2 separate regions of the Homo sapiens genome follow, and region 1 is linked to region 2. Evidence: read pairs that join two places in POLR2A ChIA-PET (ENCODE). Cell type or tissue: GM12878. All regions are shown on one strand. Each heading gives the region's core, and the rest is flanking DNA. Links, peaks and the distances in the headings are about the cores only.

Region 1 (5,373 bases), core at 101-5,100, 77 kb after region 2:
TGAGGAGGTGGGGCCACATCGTGTAGGCTGTGGGAGTGACCTCAGACCTGATCTTGAGTAGCCACTGAAGGAGGGGAGTGATATGATTGGAAAGTCAACTGAGTCCAACCACAGTTGGGAAAACATTTTTTGACTCGTGTCATTGGAACCAAATAGAATCAATTAATAGTAGTAACATGACAGTAGTTACGGTTGTTGTCCGAATCACAGGGAGTGCTAGAACTTAATTAGTTATCTGTTTGAAGCCTCAAACACAAACTTCCAAAGCTTTAAAAAGCAACTTGTAAAAGCTTCCCTCTTTGGTCTTTCTCTTTTAAGCTTCTTTTTAACCAAATCAGGCAGGCACTGTGTACCAAGCCTCTGAGACACATCTGTGTGATCTTTCCAACAGAGGAATGGGAGCCTCTGCATCCAAGGTGGGGAGCGGCAGAGCTGGGACTGAGGGCAGAACGGTTGATTCCAAAGCCCGTGCTCCATCCATGTTCACAGAATGGAGGAAATCAAAAAGGAGCAGATGATGCGGCTGCAGGCTTCTGGGATATTAACAGGACAAAGCTACTGAGAAAACAGGGGTTTCTGGCTGAAGGTAGAGGATGCTGGGAAAGGGCAACAAATGAAGGGGTGGCAGAAGTCAATAAATTGAGCAGGAAATGAAAAAAGAAGAGCTGAATTAGAGCATTTGTCTAAGCATCCTGAGGACAGGAACCTTGTTTATCCTGTTCATGGCTATATCCCTAGGGCAGAGAACACGACTCAGCAAGTGACATGTGCTCAAGAAATAGATGCTGACTCAGCGAATGAATGTATTTAAACAGAACCTATTCTGTAATAATCACTATGACAACAGTTAATAAAATCAGCCACCGTCAACTAAGCACCTACATGTGCCACACCTGTGCTGGGGGTTTGGCTAGGTTAACACAAACCCAACCACCAGGTACAGCAGGTGTTGTCGTCACAATCCTGGGAAGGAAATAAGGTACACAAAGGTTAAGTAACGTCTGATGTCTCTTGTCTAGTAAGTAGCAGGGATGGACTTAAACACAGACCAATCTCACTCCAAACCTTGTACTCTTTCTCTGCCCTGTGCTGTGTTGCTTCTCAAGCATGAACATGCTAAGAACTTGGGCTTCAGTCATGGCCAGTCCCTTCAGGATGACTTGGCCACTGTAGGGTCTCATTCTTTCATCATTCTTAGTCATCAAGTCCAAGTAGCCCTGGAAGAAGGGAGCATATGTGCACAGAAGGACACCTACAGGAAGCATCTTACCAAAAGTGCCTTGCATCATTGAGGCTGTGTCCGGGTAGTTCAGTGGTGCTAACGAGGCCACTGCTACAGGTTCAGTCTCCACGTCCAATTAACTCAGCTTTGTGCCTTGGAGACTACACCCCAATCCATCTCAGAGGTGCATTCAGTAGTTTCAGGAAAGATGGCTGGGAAGTGTGGGTGGCTTGGTGAAACCTATTTGCAAGACTAGCAAAACAATGCAAAAGGTATGCTGCAATAATGGTGAGCGGCAGCTTCCTAGAAAAAGGTCACGCAAACTTCTGCACCAAACCTGGGTGATCAGAGCTCCTCTGCAACATTAAGTCCTTTTTCCCAAAAGAGTCTTGAGATTTTTTCCCCCAGGTATTTATCAGAATCCTCTTTATCTTTCTGCGTTATTACAAAAAAAAAAAAAAAAGGCTGGTGTCAGGCAGCTAGCATTATTTCTGAAAATTACTGAGAACTTAAAAGACATTCAGAACATCTATGCAACTTGACACAGTTCAAAAAATTGTCATTGGAAACAGAGACAATCTTATAACCAACATTTAGGCAAGTCCATGTTTAGAATATGGTTAGTTTTCAAGGCAAGTATGTTTCATTCTACTTCTGTCTGTATGGAGAGATTCCGTCTCTAGTCTCATCCCTTTGCAAACTGTTTTTCTCATGGCTGCTGGAGTTATCTTTCCAGGACACATATCTGATTCATTCATTTGCTTTATATAACCTATCAACCCCCTTTGCACAGCTGTATAAGTCAGGTGTTTGTGGGACTTATCATCTATCTGGGACACTCTTGAGAGTTAAAGGACGCAGCTCTATTGATGATTATGTTGGAGCAACAGACATAAACCTTGGGAAACTGGGATCTGTGGTCACCTCACATGGAATAGAAGGTCCTTGGCAATCTGAACTGAACCCACATTTTCTGACTCTTCCCCACCCAGATCAGCCTCTGAGAGGGATCTGCCCTTTCCGTGCTTTCTGTCCCAGACCTCAGCCCTTCCAGCTTCTCTTCTGGAAGAGTGAGTGCACACACCTCCAGAGCAGCTCGAAGTGCAGTTGCACCTACTCACTGGAATTACAGGTCCAGCCTCTATGCTCCTATGCATCTTGACTGGACACAGTCATCATTTGTTTTTATGTGTATTGCCCTCTCTAGACTGGGAACTCCTTGAGGTTGGGGGGTTTAAGTCATCCTTGTGGCCACCCCCAATATGTAGAGGAGTGTTTTGTACATCCTTCGTGTTCAGAAACTGTCAGTTGATAATAAATAAATCCCACGACTAGATAATCTGGTGCCTTTTAAATAAATACATTGAGGTCTGTGTTATAAATAGATGTTTATGACTAAAATGTTTTATGGCAGAGCTGCTGACTGTCCTGGTGTCATAGAAACTTCAGCTGATTTCCATGTGAGTGTATGGAAGAAGTAATATATGAGCAATCTATTTTCTCTGGGTGAAGACAGCAATGGGCATATTTCACTTCCATTGTTAATTGGGGATAGTATTGCTCTAGGCCAAGACACTAAGTCAGCTAAGCGCTGACTAATCGAGGAAGTGTTTGCAGGTGCACTGGGCCCAAGGACACACAGGCCTCTTGTACTTTAACTTACATGTGGTGTTCTCAGACCTGCATGACCAATTCTGCAATAGTATCTGCCACAGAAAAGACACTGTGTGAAATTCTTGTGCAGCTCTTCCCCATCTAACCTGTTCCTCACAATGGTGAACACCCAGGGGAAGTGAAAGGAAGTGCCCCAGACTGAGACTGGGAACCGTCACCTCCCACTGGATGAGCAATGGGAGACGCCCAGGAGTGTGAATTCCCTGCCTCCATAATGCCTTTTCTCTCCCAAAGCATTAGTCTTGGAGAGATGAGCAATGATTGGTAACTCTCCTCTCTAGTTAAATCTGAATTTCCAGTTGCTTTACAGACTGAGAAAGTAAATGCAACACAGTAGTCATCCTGCTCCGAGAGCTTTTGAACTGTTGCTGATCTTTAGCACGTATAACTTGAATATATTAAAGAGCCAGAAAATAAGATCCGGGAATAAAGGAGAGATAAAAGGTCAGAGGATGAGTGTGTGAAGGTATCACAGGGCAAGTCACTAGATGGGGACAGCTGCTTCCCACAGTCTCTGAGAACTAGAAGAAACCACAGCAGATGCAGTTTTGGTTAGAAATAGGACCAAGTTTCCTGAGCAGGATGTTTAAGATCATTAAATAAATCACCAAGGGAACTGTGGAATATATTCCTCTGCTGGTCTTTACAAACAGAGCAGTAACTGAGCAATTAGGGATGAGTTCTGTTTAAGTCTGACCACTGTGCTGAATTGGCTGGAATCTCTAAGTTCCTTCCAGCCTCAGAGTCTCACGATGCCTCACCCTCACCAATTGCCTGTAAGAGACAGTGGAACCCAGAACCAGAGGGCCCTCAAGGAGTTATCATGTAATCAGTCTCTGACAGTCAAAAATTTGTCCTTACATTTAATCAAACTTCCTTGGTTGTAGAATGGGTACAGGATAGTTTCCTCCTATCAACCCTCATGCATGGTAAGCCAAGGTTACCACATTAAAAAAAATTTTTTTTTTTGAGACAGAGTCTCGCTGTGTCGCCCAGGCTGGAGTGCAGTGGCATGATCTTGGCTCACTGCAAGCTCCGCCTTCCAGGTTCATGCCATTCTCCTGCCTCAGCCTCCAAGTAGCTGGGACTACAGGCACCCGCCACATTTTTTTGTATTTTTAGTAGAGACGGGGTTTCACTGTGTTAGCCAGGATGGTCTCGATCTCCTGACCTTGTGATCTGCCTGCCTGGGCCTCCCAAAGTGCTGGGATTACAGGCGTGAGCCACTGCGCCTGGCCGGTTATTACACTTTTTAAGGCTCTTCTAACAAACATTCTTCATGCTTTCAAAGCTCCTTTCAAAGCGACTCTTGTAAAGTTCACAAACCTCTAAAAACTCAGTGACATCCCAGTTTGATATGATTGATCTGCACAGATGGATTCTACAATGCCAAGTTCTGGGTTCTAAGACAGGAAACTTAACACAACATTCATGTTTCTAACATGCATATCCTAAAGGTGTCTATTAATACTATAGATATGAATCTAAGTCACCAAGCACACATGTCTGTTGTCGGGAATAGAAGGTAAGAGAAAGAAGTGACAGATTAGTTCCACTTGAGGCTATGGAAAGGGCTGGCTCCCATGAGGAAAAGTGCTGGAGGGGGAGTGCTGGGCAAAAGGGGACTCAGAAGTCACAAGATGGGTGGGTGGAGGGAAAAGTAAATACAAATGCACAGAAGGGCCCTTGGAAGAGAGACCTTAAAGGGTGTTTCTACCACTGGTGCTAGAGTAGGTGAATCAGTGGGAAGTATCTGTGGGGCTTGCTGGGCTAAGAGGATGCAGGGTAGCCAGGAGGGAAGAGGAGATGTGGGGGAGTGGGGCGTGGAAGCAGGCAAACGAACGGGTAAAGAAAACCTCATTGGTTGGTAAATGGTCAAAAACTGACCACACTCTTCTGGTTTTTAACCCTGGCAACCCCGCCTCTGGCCCTCCCTCCACTGGAAGTTTCCAAGCATCTGTTCCTGCTGCTGCCTTTCTTCTGCTCCCCTGGGCTGTTCCCTGTATCAAGCCTTTCCTCCTTTCCTGGAACTTGCAATTCCACTAAATTTGCCATATGGCCTAGAAAAACTGTAAATTCTGGTGGGGTCGCGTTGATAATTCCTTGTTCTCCAGAAGGTAGCAGAGGACCGAGAATTGGGTTTAAATTAAAAGGGTGGAAACTTCTATAAGTCAAGAAAGGAAGTAGCCATTTCTTTGGACACTTGGTAGCATATCCACTGCCACTTTCTAGCATATTTTAAAATGAAAACTTCTTGGTGGTATATTGAAGAAATAAGACTTTCAAACTCTCTCTCCCCTGTTCAATTAATTTTGGGAAATCAAAAATCACTTCCTTTTCACATCCAGAAAATCTGATTTTGTCGAGGCAATTAAGAATATTACCATTTTACTCTAGCAAAGTAACCCATGCAGAGGACTGAAGAAAATGAAAAGCAACAGTCCCTTAACCCACTGCTGGTTCTTTTGTGCTTGCTT
Region 2 (5,373 bases), core at 177-5,176:
CCTAACTGAGCTGCCAGTGGGGTCGTGAGGCAAGATCCCCGCCACCCGGGGACATCTTCAATCTAGGCGAGGCGAAGCTGAGCGGGTCTAGTGGAAAGATTGTGTCTGGTCGTTTGACCACACACCGCCCTGATTTGCTGTTTTCTTTTTTTAGGGAGAAGGGCTTTTCTTTAGTGGAGAAATGGAACTCGCCCCCCTACCCCCTTGTCTGCTGCTCCCAGCCACGTTGGTGGTATTGGCCGATGAGCTGGTTTGACTCATTAATTTCTCTCAATTTGGGTCCCAGCTAAAGAGGTGGGGTGAAGCTGGGGACAGCTTTCCTGGGTGAGTTTTTCTTTTGAATAATGTAGTGCAGTCACCCTGTGGCAAATGCCAGGACAGCTGCAGGTGCCCATTAGCAACGCCTGCCTTCTGGGCAAGGTGAGGGATGCCATACCTTGAGACCAAGCCGGTGCCCACCTAAGGGCTAAGGCCTCTTGCTGGTGCACATGACATTTGTCCTGCAGAGCTGGGGGGAAGGCGATGTGGTGACCCCACCCCCACCCGTTAATTTAAAGCTGTTTCTAAACAGTTGAGTTTCTTCTAAAGAGGAAGCCTTGCCCAGCAAGGACCAGTGAGACAGCCGGATCTTGGAGACAATTACAAGACGGGGAGTGAGACTCCTGATTGCTCTGGAAGCCTGCTGATTTCTACAACTGATCATTTGCAGCTGCTGGTTTTGGTTTCCACCTTACCCTACTGGCTGTAAAAACACAAATGTGTACTTTATTGATTTTCTTTCTAATTCTCCCGCATTGGTGGCTTGGGACTTGGGAGAGGGAGCAAGCCTTCCTCCATGGCCCATCACTCGGCTGTGGAGAACAAAGACCAATGTGAAGACACTACAGAGGATTCTGTCTTCCAGGCCCAGTCCACTGGGGAGTGCTGGAATGGGGACCTGGGGTGGGGAGGCAGAGGGTCACTTTACATAGGATTAAGTTCGAGGTGGCTACCGATTTCAGCACATGCACTACTGAAATTTACACAAAAAGAAAGCTGTGAAATTGAAGTCCCAATTTAAGAGTCCTGAGGCAGAACCTGGTGGCTGGAGGCATTCCCAGAGGTGGGGAAGAGAGCCTGCCCGGCCGGAGAACATCTGCCTTGCTGCACCTGAGGCCCAGCAGAGCCGTTCCTGGGACTGTCAGATAATCGGTGCAGCGGTGGAAGGAGCCTGCGGCTGCTGGCACAGACTTCACACAGCACCTCCTCTCTGCTGGGTTTCCACACAGCCTGTCTTCAGATCCTGCTGCCGCGTGCGACCAGAGGTGGGAGGCCCCTGGTGGCATGGAAGAGGGAGGGTCAGTGCCAAGTCTCAGGAGGAGGGCGCATGTGTGTATCACCCTCAGCTGGCGGAACCTGGCTGCGAACTGTGCAGTTACGTTGCATCCACAGGATTCCAGTTGCGTGTCTGTTTCCTTCTCTTTCTCCGTATTTATTTTTTTATTCTTCGGAGGAGGTGGACATTTCGGAAGTGGTGGGGACTAAGGGAAGAACTCTCTAGTTCCCTCAGTGTGAAGCCTGTCGTGTTCTCTCCCCTTGCACTGGTCATCAGTATTGTGTAAAGGAACAACTGATATACTTGAGTGTGCAAGCAAAGAACCCATTTGCCATGCTGCTATGAAGACTACTTTTAGATCAACAATAAAAAAAAACCTACAAAAAAACCTTTATTCTTTAATTGTTGCTTTTACGGTGATATTGTGCATGCAAACCAGGAGCATTTTGTGTCTTAAGAAAAATAATCTTAGAACAGATGGCTGTGAAAATTACACCCATGCACAGAACAAGCCACAGGAATAATAGTTCAGGATTTGGTTTTTCTCTTTTTCTTGTAAACCTGGAGGGTTGATATATTCTTTCCATGCAGTTATTAGAACTTAGTTTTGTTCCAACAGTTAAACTTGCAATGAAAAGAAAATGTGCCATTTTTTTCACTCAGAATTATTCATAGCTGTATATTTGAAACTGCTAATTACACACGTGTGATGTATGTTGGTTTTTTAGTGCAATTTCTTCTGTAGCTATTCTTTGACCAAACTGTGGGTATTGTTAATATTAATTTATATTTGTCTCATTTTGTATGTATGTGTAGTGTGTTTGTGAGTATGTGTGGTTTATAATCTGACAAAGTCATGAAGCTCAGTTTGGCTGTAATTTAATTCCCCTTCCCTTATTTTTATTTATTTTTGTACTGTGCTGATTCAATAAAATGCACTGACCATCCATTACAGAGACCTCTTTTTGTGGGCAGGCTGGGGCCCCCTTTACTAAATGATTCATGCACTCAGAACATAATTGGATTTGTGTTATTGGGGAGGGGAGGACAGAGTTGGGGGCGAGGGCTTAACACACTAAGGTGATTAAGAAGGAAGCACAGGTTAAGTCAGCTTTGGTTTAGCGTCGGCCGAGGTGAGGGCAGCTGTTTCCCAAAGGCTCCCGTGGCAGAGCTGGGTGACTGGAACCTCCGGCCAAGGAGGGTCAGGCCCAAGCATGGCCTGGTGAGGTCTGGCCGGGTGGGTCCTGCAGGGGCTCTGGACCCTAGACTCCCTGTGTCGAGGTGTGACTCTGAAGCTGCTGCTCCCACGTATTCTTGGGCTTGGCTCTGCTCTGTGCTCCCTTCCCCCGGGGTCTCCCAGGCCAGCAGGGGTGGGCTGGCGTCCACATGGGCCAACCCTGCAGGTTTAGCTCCATGCGGGTTTCCAGGAGGGAGAAATCCAGCCCTGTGGCTCCCAGGGAAGCAGCCACTCCAGCCCATAATTGCGGCAAGGGTGGGGTTCCTACCAGCTCTATCTGTACCTGTCCTGACTGCCAGCCTGAGGCCTGCACGTGCCACCAGCGTCAGCCTCAGGAAGAGGGTTATGGGGATGCTGGATGTGGCCCTCCCCAGGCCCTGCACCCTGCGGTCTGAAGCTGCTCCTGAGTACTAGGAAAGTCTTTCTTGTCCTCAAGTTGTAGCTTGGGAGCTGTCAGCCTTGTGATCAAGGCCACTTGCTTTCCACAAAGCAACTGCCTTCGTCTGAGTTACAGAAGCCACCGCTGCGTGTTCTTTTCTGCCAATGACCAGTGACCGGAAGCACCCTGGCTGCAGGACCCTTGGGTGCTGGCCATGCCCTGTTGCTCCCTCAGGGCCTTGCTCCCTTCCCCAGGAGGAGCTGCTGCTTCCTCTCACTCTCCCTGCCGCCCCCACACTTCCTCCCAGCACCTTTCACTCCGCTGGCCTGGCCTGTCCCCAGTCTGCTGCTGTAGGTCTCTGAGCCTTTCCTTTCTACATACGTGCTTCTATTGCAGTAAACATATTCCCTGGCACTAAGCAGTGTGCTTCCAGCTGCCAGCGCACAGGCCTCAAGATGGCAGGAGAAAGTGCTGGGACTCAACCCCACGGCCTCCTTCCCTCCTCACACCTCCGGTCCACAGCTTGCTTCTTGCTCACTTTTTGTTCAAAAGCCTCAGGCAAATCATCCTCCATTTTACATGATTTGTGCTTAATTCTCCCTTCTATCCTCCCAGATAATGGTTGACTTTATTTAAGCAAAAATTTCACCAAGTTTTCAGTGACAGATAAGCAGAACACCTTTAAAAATAAGATTTAATGCTTTATTGCTCTTGATGGCAAATCAAAATATGCTTTAGAAATAAAGTTAATTTACTGGAAAATAGGAGTTTTTGCACCAAACCATAAAATTGCATTTCATTACATCAAGAGAACCCCCTCATTGTCTACAATCATGCCCGCTTCCTTTCCCCTCAGCGCCCGGGACACGTGACCGAGATCATACCCTAAATTCCTGATCCTTTTGCAGTTGCCACATACTGTGGCTTTTAGTACATCATAAAAAAGTGCTTGTCCTGTGGCCTCAGCTGGGAGGCCCTGGCGCTGGGGCTAAGGGGCCCAAGGCACCATCCAAAGGCTGGGAGGAAAGAACCCAAACCCAGGCCCTCCTCCTGCCCTCCAGCCTTTGACAGGCAACTCATTTGGCATGATCTGTTTTGGTGTGTTTAAAACATACATTTGCATGTGTCTAGTGTAAAGCAACAAGTTTGAGGAAATAAGTGGAAGGAGAGAGGAAGTTCCAGTTAGATGGTTCCACTAGTGTCTACTGGTAATTGGCAAAACTATGAGTGTTGCTAATCTGGGCTGAGGGCACCTCTGCCTGTGCAGGCAGCTGACCAGGCTTGGAGAATGAGAAAGGGTTCCCAAGGACAGGATGCCAGCGGGATTCTTTGTTGCAAACTGCACACAGTGCAATTTTTGGGAAGCAGGGATGGGGAGTGGGCATGAGACCGGGTTGTTGGGACCACTCTGGGGTCAGGCCCTGGGTGAGGCACAGGAGGCTGCACACAGGCACTTGGTGGGTTCTGCCGGGTCAGGGTGGGAAGGCAGGAGAAGTGTCTGTGGCAGGACGGGAAGAAGCTTCAGTACATCCCTCTCTTGCACCTCTGCCCACTCCACCTGAGGCGTTGGCTCCCTCCCCCTCATCCTCTCACCACATGCCTGAGGCGTAGGCTCCCCTCATCCTCTCACCGCATGGGGCATTTGCTCCCAGCCTCTACTTCCCTCAAGGCCTTCTCAGCAGCTGGGGCTCAGTGGGGAAGGTGGTCTCAGAAGGCCCCTGAAGCATACGTGCTTTTGCTGGGCAGAAACTGGCAAGCTGGCAGTGCTCCCTGGCACCAGTTTCACGGGCGCAGGCCCCAAGGGGCCGTGTAGAGGGCGGGGTGGGCATCCTGGCCTGGCCTGCAGTGCCAGGACCCCACGCTGTGCTGCTGCCCCGCTTCCTGCTTCCCGTCATCCCGTGTCTTGACCCCGCCCTTGCTGTTTCTCTGAGTAGGAAACGCAGCGGGAGGTGGTCCAGAGGGAAAGCGGCCGACCCTGAGGGCTGCCCTCACCCTGGCAGCTCCCCGTTCTCATTAGGGTTCCTGACCCAAGTGTGGTGACAGCAGGTATCTGATTAGCAACCCTGCAAACGGTGAAAGTATCTATAAGAGGACCACAGCCACAGGCTGCGAGTTAAGTAAGATGATCCTTGGAGCATGCCACACTGTCCTCTCCAGAGCGGTGGTCAGAGGCCCTGGTGGGGGCCTTGGTGGCAAAGGGAGTCTCCCAGGGGAGAACCTGGGAAGGATGGACTCACTCTGCTGGATGGGCTGTTCCGCTCCTGCCACTGGCTCCTGGCTGAGGGGCTGGCCCTGTGGGTGACTCTGCTCACCCAGTGGCTTTGGCTGGCGGCTGGGAGTTGGGTTGGGGTGGGTCCGCCGAACTCTGAGCAGAGCCTCCCTGAGCTGGGTCCCCAGGGCTGGCTCACCTTGGGCAAGAGAGGTGGCTATGGGGCTCCCGCA

What was found. ChIA-PET counts read pairs that join two places held together with the same protein. Peaks named below come from ENCODE experiments on the same cell type or tissue, not always from the same donor. Only the 100,000 strongest peaks of a DNase experiment are listed, where the experiment ranks them.
Region 1: POLR2A ChIA-PET joins it to region 2 with 16 read pairs; 9 of 35 experiments call an interaction of 5 or more read pairs at or near these places.

Annotation. Positions count from the first base shown.
Region 1 is chr17:32,566,518-32,571,890 of GRCh38, forward strand. All of the region lies in intron 21 of MYO1D (myosin ID), which reads right to left. Among named protein-coding and RNA genes, the nearest start is that of CDK5R1, 82 kb to the left of the region's middle. RefSeq lists enhancers at 3,038-3,117, 3,638-3,867. In GM12878, for the core only: no CTCF peak of the experiment used is centred there; DNase peaks (open chromatin) are centred at 2,924 and 3,484; H3K27ac peaks cover 2,832 bases.
Region 2 is chr17:32,488,990-32,494,362 of GRCh38, forward strand. It overlaps CDK5R1 (cyclin dependent kinase 5 regulatory subunit 1), which reads left to right. Exons shown (of 2, transcript NM_003885.3): 2 at 1-2,264. It overlaps MYO1D (myosin ID), which reads right to left. Exons shown (of 22, transcript NM_015194.3): 22 at 3,533-5,373. Among named protein-coding and RNA genes, the nearest start is that of CDK5R1, 4.7 kb to the left of the region's middle. RefSeq lists silencers at 1,293-1,414, 4,138-4,187 and an enhancer at 2,443-2,562. In GM12878, for the core only: a CTCF peak has its summit at 1,320 (motif pointing left); a DNase peak (open chromatin) is centred at 3,179; H3K4me3 peaks cover 3,082 bases; H3K27ac peaks cover 3,536 bases.